3 separate regions of the Homo sapiens genome follow, and all the other regions are linked to region 2. Evidence: chromatin loops called from intact Hi-C (ENCODE). Cell type or tissue: heart right ventricle. All regions are shown on one strand. Region 1 overlaps LOC105374942 (a long non-coding RNA gene). Region 2 overlaps LOC101928354 (a long non-coding RNA gene). Region 3 overlaps LOC101928354 (a long non-coding RNA gene).

Region 1 (2,500 bases), 280 kb before region 2:
CCAGAATCTGCTCTTCTAGACTATCGGCAGATGAGAGCCGGAGGAAGGCCAGGTCTTTATAGAACCACCTTCCGGGGCTGGGTGCGGTGGCTCACGCCTGTAATCCCAGCACTTTGGGAGGCCGAGGCGGGCAGATCACCTGAGGTCAGGAGTTCAAGTCCAGCCTGGCCAACATGGTGAAACACCACCTGTACTAAAAATACAAAAATCTTAGCTGGGCGTGGTGGCGTGCGCCTTTAGTTCCCAGCTACCTGGGAGGCTGAGGCAAGAGAATCGCTTGAACCTGGGAGGCGGAGGTTGCAGTGATACCACCACTGCAGTCCAGCCTGAGTGAGAGAGTGAGACTCCATCTCAAAAAAAAAAAAAAAAGGAAAAGAAAAAAAGAAACCACCTTCCCCTCCCCTTCTATCCATCTGGACACTCCTCCTTCTTCCCTCTTTTCTCATTCTCTTATAAGAGAAGTTTCCTCTTTTTACAGGTGGGGCAGTGGAGGTGGTACAGCCAAAACTTCATTGAAAGGAAAATTTGGTGTAATGCATTTTGAATGAGACCTCTCACCCCAGACAAACTGTGTGACCCTGCATGGCTCAGGGGCCCCAGTACGCTACAATAGCTACATCCAGGAAAGTGTTACCATGGCTTGGTGATTTCCTAAGCATGAGAAAAATCAGGCTGTCCTCACTGTGAGATCAAGTTTGAGGTTACCGCTAGGCAGGATGTGATATGGAGAGTTTTTTTTTTTTTTTTTTGCCAAATGGTACCTCTTCTTCTAGCCTAATGGTTATTGAGTTTTAAGAGGAAGGAAATTATATTTATTTTTGGTATTGTGCAGAATTATAGAGGAAATGTGTAAATCAGAGGAAAAATCCAGATATCCTGAAAGAAAATGTGAGACGAGCGGCAAGGTGGGAACTCAGGGTACCAGGGCAAGTCGCTAAAACATCACTGGAGCAGTGCGATTGCTCCAGAGGAACTAGGTCACCAGGAAAACCTTTGCTTAGAATCTAAATTAAGAATAAGGTCTCCCCATTGTTTGTCTTACAGTGGCCAGAGTTCATGAGTGCCTTGCTTTGTCCCCAGGGACCCTGTTTCTCCACTCTAAGCCAGCTCTGATTAAGAGGAAGCCATATATCCTCTAAGAATATTCCTGTCTTGTGCTTTACTCAGTAACATTAACAGAGGGAAATGAGGTTATGTGAACTTCTCATGGATATTTTGATGGCAGTGACTCAGTTGATACAAAGGATTCCCTGTGAAGCAAATCCGCATAAATAGAGAGTGAAGTTTATTCTAGTGATTCCCCTAGGTTTCACCAGCTCAGGAAAGAGTAAAGAGCATCCTAAGAGACAGTAATTCCATAACCATATGCAGATGGCCAAAACTCAGGGTAGGAAATGACCCCGAGAAAATAAAACTGTGCAAAAATCTTCCACTGCAAATGGTTTAGGTATGGATTATTTAATTATTTATTTATTTAGTTTTAATTTTTATACCTTTAGGGAGTACAAGTGTGGATTTCTTACAGGCATATATTGCATAGACGTAAAGTCTGGGCTTTTAGTGAACTTATGACCCGAATAGAGAACATGGTACCCAATGGGTAACTTTCCGATTGTCAAGCCCCTCCCACCTTCCCATCTTCTGTAGACTCCAGCGTCTATTATTCCACTCACTGTGTATGTCCATGTGTACTCATTGTTTAGCTCTCACTTATAAGTGAGAACATGTGGTATTTGACTTTCTGTTTCTGAGTTATTTCACTTAGGACGATGGCCTCCGGTTCCATCCATGCTGCTGCAAAAGACATGATTTTGTTCTTTTCTATGGATGGACAAGTATTCCATGGTGAATAGTCTATCCCATTTCCTTTATCCAGTCCTCCACTGATGAACACTTCAGTTGCTTCCATGTCTTTGCTATTGTGAACAGCGTTGTGATAAACATTTGAGTACAGACATCTTTTTGATATAATGACTTCTTTCTCTTTGGGTGTATCCCCAGTAGTGAGATTGGGTCACATAGTAGTTTTGTTTTTAGTTCTTTGAGAAATCTAGGTGTGGAATATTTTAATGACTGAGTCAATTCTGATGCCAATAACTTCTTTTTTTTGCTTTCCATGTAAATGACTATTGCTTGGCAGTCAGTGGGCTAAGTTCAAAACCTACCTTATCTTCAAAATCTTCTAGAGCAGAAAATGGATTAGTAATAGGAAGACAAACTCAAAGCAAAATAGTTTAGATTCATTCAGAACTTAGCAAATGTGAAAATTATTACCTAAGAAAAGAAATTTTAGAATTCTAGAGAAAACGTCCTACACACCTACACACACACACACACACACACACACACACACACACACCGTTAGATTTTTACTTTTCAGGAGGTGTTCATCACAGTCCCCAGAGAAAATATTTAACCTTAACATGAAAAAAGCCAAGTCTTTTCCTTAAATAAAAATACCTTTCAGATCAGCACAGGGCCCATGTTACTGTTTTGGTTC
Region 2 (2,500 bases):
GCTGAGTTTATCTGAATCCACTTGCCTCCTGAGTTCTGAGGGAAAGACTTTGGATGGCAAGAGGTCAAATAGCAAGAGATGCCTATATAGAACTTTTAATAAATAACCCTTTTCCTCCCCTTCCTACATAGAAGCACCAAAATTATACCTCAGTAAACAGTTTTGCAACATCCGTGTCTGGCAAAATGTATACCAAAGAACTTTTACATGCCAAAACTTAACATTCATTTTTGGTTGCTTTTTAAAGTCAGGAAGTCTCCAGGGTTCCTCATAGAAGCAAAGAAATGGGGGACAACCCAGATAAGGCGAGTTTCTTTGTCAAATTCACACAATGGAAAGGCTTAAGTTAAGATTATTTTTTAAGTAAACCTGTGTTCTTTCACAGACTCTGCCAGTGAAGTAAGGCCAAAAGATTCAAGCAAATATGAAGCACGACTTCTCGGCCTCAGCCCACAAAGTCTTTTCTTGTGTTTTAGACAAATTGAATTAGAGAAAACAAAGTCCTGGCCAGACCTCTATGCCCTATGCCAAGGAACTGGAACTTGTCGAGCAACTAGGAACTTGAACTTCACCCTACATACAATACTAAAGAAGAAATATCATGGCTGTCAAATGAACAAAGTGTTGCTAATACACCTCAAGAAAAGATGTAACCAGAGAAGGAAAATGTTGTCTATAAAAAGTGAAAGGTGAGATCAGGCCTTTTGGAGATTTTTTTTTTCCTTTTTTTAATATCTTCCAAATATATCTGAACTTGTTTCCTACTTGGACTTATTTAATTTTCCCTGATGTACTTCACAGATGTGAGTTGTGCTTGGGAACACGACTCAGAGACTGCGTGGCTCTGACACAGGCATCAGGCGTGTGCAGCTCCCCCGCAGTTTCCCACAGCTTCACCGTCATCCACTCTCATGTCCCTTCAGAGTGCTGCCCACTTCCCGCCCAGCAAAGGACTGCATTACTCAGCACACAGCGACCCCTGACTCAGTCGATGTGGGAGGAGATCGTCATCAAGGCTGATGTGAGTCTAAGAAACATCCTGACTGGCCTAAGAAGACCATCGGGACTTGCCAAGTGGCCCCAGCTCATGGGGTTCATTCCTTCTTCTCTTATTGTGTTTAAAAGTGGTATAATTAGCAACTTGTTGAAAATGCTGGCTTACTTCCCGTTACCAGGGCTCAGCACGCCATACTCCCAATCATTGGTCCAAGCAGACATGTTTACTAAGTGAGTGGGGGATGAGAAAGAGAAAGGACAGATGTGAGGGAAATAGACAGAGCTGAATAGCACCTCACAATGAAACACACGAACTCCTGGGAAATTCTCATTTTAACACAACTGTAGTTCCCATGCGTTGGAACCTAATGTTTACCTTCATAACGGCTCCATCAGAAAGGCACTGTCATCATATGAGAAAACCAAGGGTGAAAGATTAGGTAATTTGCCCAAGGTCTCTTTAATATCTTCCAAATATATCTGCACTTGTTTCCTACTTGGACTCATTTAATGAGTTAGGAAATGAGGGAGCTGAGTTTCCAAACGAAGCCTAATCCCTGCTCTTTTGACCTCTATAAAATCTATCAGAATATTAACAAAGGGTGTTTAATAAAATGAGTTTGGATAGAGAACAAAGAAAACCCAGAGGTATTTGGAAAATGGTTTGTTCCAAGATCTTCTAAGTTAGCTATCTCATCATTGTCATGTTATTCTTGCTACTGCTGACAACCTAGCTTCCTGTATATAAAGAAGTATCAAAGAAAATACTTAATATTCTGCTTTCTTCACAAATACTCTCCTTCCAACTTCCCTTATTTCTTTTCCTCAGCTCATTTCTGTGTTGGCCAATCAAGGTCTTCCCAGGACTTCATCAGCATGAGACCAGCTCCACCTCCACACCTAACACAGCAGGTCTCCTCCAATTTCCCAAGAATCCTCTCTGAAGTCTGGCAGACCTTGTATTCAGCTGTATAAATGCTGCCTTCATCAGCAACCAAGACTTCATCTTCCCAGGCCCTCTTTGAGCCAGCCCCACCTACACCCAATCCTGGCTGCTTGAATTACAAACACACCTAGAGAAGGGCTTGTGACCCCTAGACCTGGCCCACCAGTGGCTTCTGCCATCCAAATACAGCTTGGCCCTGACAGGTACTTAGTAACCTGGTATTTGTCCTTCATCCACTCCCTGACTCCTTCCCCAGAACAACAGTTAAAGACCTTCTCACCTTGTCTTCAGCCCCATTCCTGGTTGAATAATACCCTTCTCCTCCTTCACCGAATAGCCAGAGCCCTTCTAGAGTCAACTTTGCTCTGAGGCCCCCTTTATCTGCATGCATCCCTTTCTCCTGCCTCTCCCCCTTCCTTTCCCTTGTCTTAAGACCTATTCCCCCTCAACAATCCTCTACAAATCCTGCCCTGGGTGTTTCCTTCCTCTGCTGAGGTCCTGAAGCACTTCTTATTGGCAACCTTCATTTGGCTTTGAAGGTACATTGCCAAATATCCC
Region 3 (2,500 bases), 68 kb before region 2:
GAATACACCTTCATTAACTCTCTCTACAAAGATGTACCATGTGCCTACTATGCCAGCAGGTGTCTGTACAGAAACAAAAAGGCACAATTACCACCCTAAGGAACCTCCTGTAGGATTCAATGCGGAGGCCACCTCCTCCAGGATGCCCTCCCTAGTACCTGGGTCAGAGTCCTGTGGCATTGGGTATTGGAGTCCATGATTCACCTTCCCTGCAGTGTGATTGTTGGTTTACTTAGGAGGCCCTCATTGCTTCCTTCCCATCCAGTGGGAGACATTCAAATAGGATGCAACTCACAGCTCCCTTAGCCAGAATTGCAGTAATGATGATAATGGTAATGATGTTAATAATCCTATCCATGAAAAACAGGTAACTCCTTTTTAAAGAAGGATTTCTTGCTTATCACCTTCGGTCCTGAATCCCTGGATATACCTGGGTGCAGGCTTCTTGGGGCTCAACACATGTCTGGGAGGATGCCAAGATGGCAGAATGATGTCAGTTTCTCACGGGGTGCTGCTCCCTTAGATCTGTACCATGCTGCCTAATATACGTCAGTTGCATTGAAATGAAAAATGAATAGGAAGTAGATCTTGCTGCTAAAACATATGCATCAGAAAATCATTATGAGTATTAAATTACTGCAATAAAATGAACCAGAACTAATCTTGCAAATTAAGATCCAATAAATTTTTTTTCATGGCCACACCTTTTCTTAAAAAAAAAAAAAAAAGAAAGCAAAAGAAGATTTAGCTTAATAGTATTAAAATTGACTGTAAGGATTTTGAGCGTGACATGGAAAGAGTCGATCAAGAAATTTCCATATGACAAATAGATTTGCATTTTTGGAGGGTGGGGTTGGAGGTTGTCAGGAAGATGTTGAGAATACTGCCCCTGTGCCAATTGGTAAAATGATCAGTTTTTAAGCTGACATACCTATGTATTTTACATGTAAAATTTATGTATACATATTCCCCTTCCTCTTTTCTGCTCCCCACAAATCCCCCAACTTCCCACTCCTTAGATAAGGTTCTGCTGACACAAGAAACTAGTAAATTTCTAAATTTCTGACAACCTCGTATTTTTAGAAGAGATGCTGCTGTCGTTCAAATTAAATCTGAAGCTGTAAATAAACCTTTAGAGCTTTGCCTGTTCACTGGAATAACAGGATATCTCCCTCCACCCTCCAGCAGGAGAGAGACTGTAATTAGCTCATTGTCCGTGAATAGGCACAAAAGAGGCGGTGCTCCCCATACTGGCTCCCTTTCAACAGCAGATCTTGGGGCAGATGTTAATTCATTAAGTGAGTAACTTCCACCATCTCCCAGGAACACCAGGGAGCCCGACTCCCCGTTCCAAAAGGGACACTGAGGAACAACATGAAATACTCTGGCCAAGGACTCACAGAAAGGGTACTCGGAGAAGAAAAAAAACCACCACCAGGATTCACCTCCCTGCTGCAGCCTGCTTCCTGGCGCTGGTTTTGGCAGCCCATCCCGGGGCTGCTCTGTGACACCCGGGGAACCAAACTATTTATAGCCACGCAGTCATTATAAACAAAGCTGTTTATAACATCGAACCTTGGCCCTGCATGAGTTAAAACTCTAGACTGGCAGCTATAAATAACTCTGTTATGCGCTCGAGTGTGACTATTGACTGATACTTCCTCAAATTGTGACAAATAATGACAAGTTTGTTTGACAAACATCCCACTGACATTCATCTGATTTTGAATAAGTGGTGCTGCTTTCTTAATTTGGTCCCTGAGGCCCAGGACTTCAGGAACTTTCTTTATTCTTTCTCTCTCTCACCTCCCGCATCAGGAAACTGTCCTGTGTGTAGTTGTTTTTTCCCCTAATCAACTGGAAGGGATTTGGGGCCATCTAAGGGGAAGCTTATTAAATCCACTGTTTCTCTCTTGGGATAATTCTGCTGTAGGGGCTTTGCAAGGGTCTGGGGAGTTTTGTTAATGACAGAAGGAGGGAGGGGTAGAAAAATGTGGGCCAGGCTGTGGTGGTAGGTAACACAAGGTGGAAAGGGGAAAGCAGAATTTAACATCAGACTGACTGGAATGTCAGTGTTTAAGGGGGACCAGAAATGTAGAAATTTGAGAAGTAGTTCACACTGAATCGATGAAAGACAAGATTCTGGATGGAGGGATTTACCCCCCAGGGCTTCTGGTCTGAGAGATCTTGTAGATCCAAGATTGGGGTCCCCAAGGCTCGGGTTCTCTTTCGAGGCCAGCTGATATTAACATACGTCATGAGTGACGTGAGATTCTAGAGCTCTCAGGGACCTATGAAATGGTCTGTTACTCGGTCATTTCACAGGTCAAAAAGCTGAGGCCACAGGGGCTCCCAGGACTCTTTAGAGCAGAGCTAGACTAGAACTCAGCTGTCTGGACTCCTGGCTAGAAGCTTTATCTTTCATCAGGAAATTAATTAACATGTGAAAAGCATGTGGAATTGTCCCTGGCCTGTGTTGACTGTTTTACAGGAGCACACC

What was found. Peaks named below come from ENCODE experiments on the same cell type or tissue, not always from the same donor. Only the 100,000 strongest peaks of a DNase experiment are listed, where the experiment ranks them.
Region 1: a loop joins it to region 2, with 2.2 times the contacts of the local background. A loop is called at or near these places in 5 of 110 quality-filtered maps.
Region 3: it touches region 2 in a loop (2.6-fold over the local background); 11 of 110 quality-filtered maps call a loop at or near these places.

The regions. Positions count from the first base shown.
Region 1 is chr6:14,422,452-14,424,951 of GRCh38, forward strand. It overlaps LOC105374942 (a long non-coding RNA gene), which reads right to left. Exons shown (of 6, transcript XR_926510.3): 6 at 1-2,500. Among named protein-coding and RNA genes, the nearest start is that of LINC01108, 140 kb to the left of the region's middle. In heart right ventricle, no CTCF peak of the experiment used is centred here; a DNase peak (open chromatin) is centred at 1,005; H3K27ac peaks cover 1,578 bases.
Region 2 is chr6:14,705,638-14,708,137 of GRCh38, forward strand. The region is part of intron 1 of LOC101928354 (a long non-coding RNA gene); the gene reads right to left. Among named protein-coding and RNA genes, the nearest start is that of LINC01108, 420 kb to the left of the region's middle. RefSeq lists an enhancer at 261-1,460. In heart right ventricle, a CTCF peak has its summit at 964; a DNase peak (open chromatin) is centred at 964; H3K27ac peaks cover 2,382 bases.
Region 3 is chr6:14,637,765-14,640,264 of GRCh38, forward strand. The region is part of intron 2 of LOC101928354 (a long non-coding RNA gene); the gene reads right to left. Among named protein-coding and RNA genes, the nearest start is that of LINC01108, 350 kb to the left of the region's middle. RefSeq lists an enhancer at 1,942-2,500 and a silencer at 2,434-2,500. In heart right ventricle, a CTCF peak has its summit at 1,302; a DNase peak (open chromatin) is centred at 1,367; H3K4me3 peaks cover 1,091 bases; H3K27ac peaks cover 2,500 bases.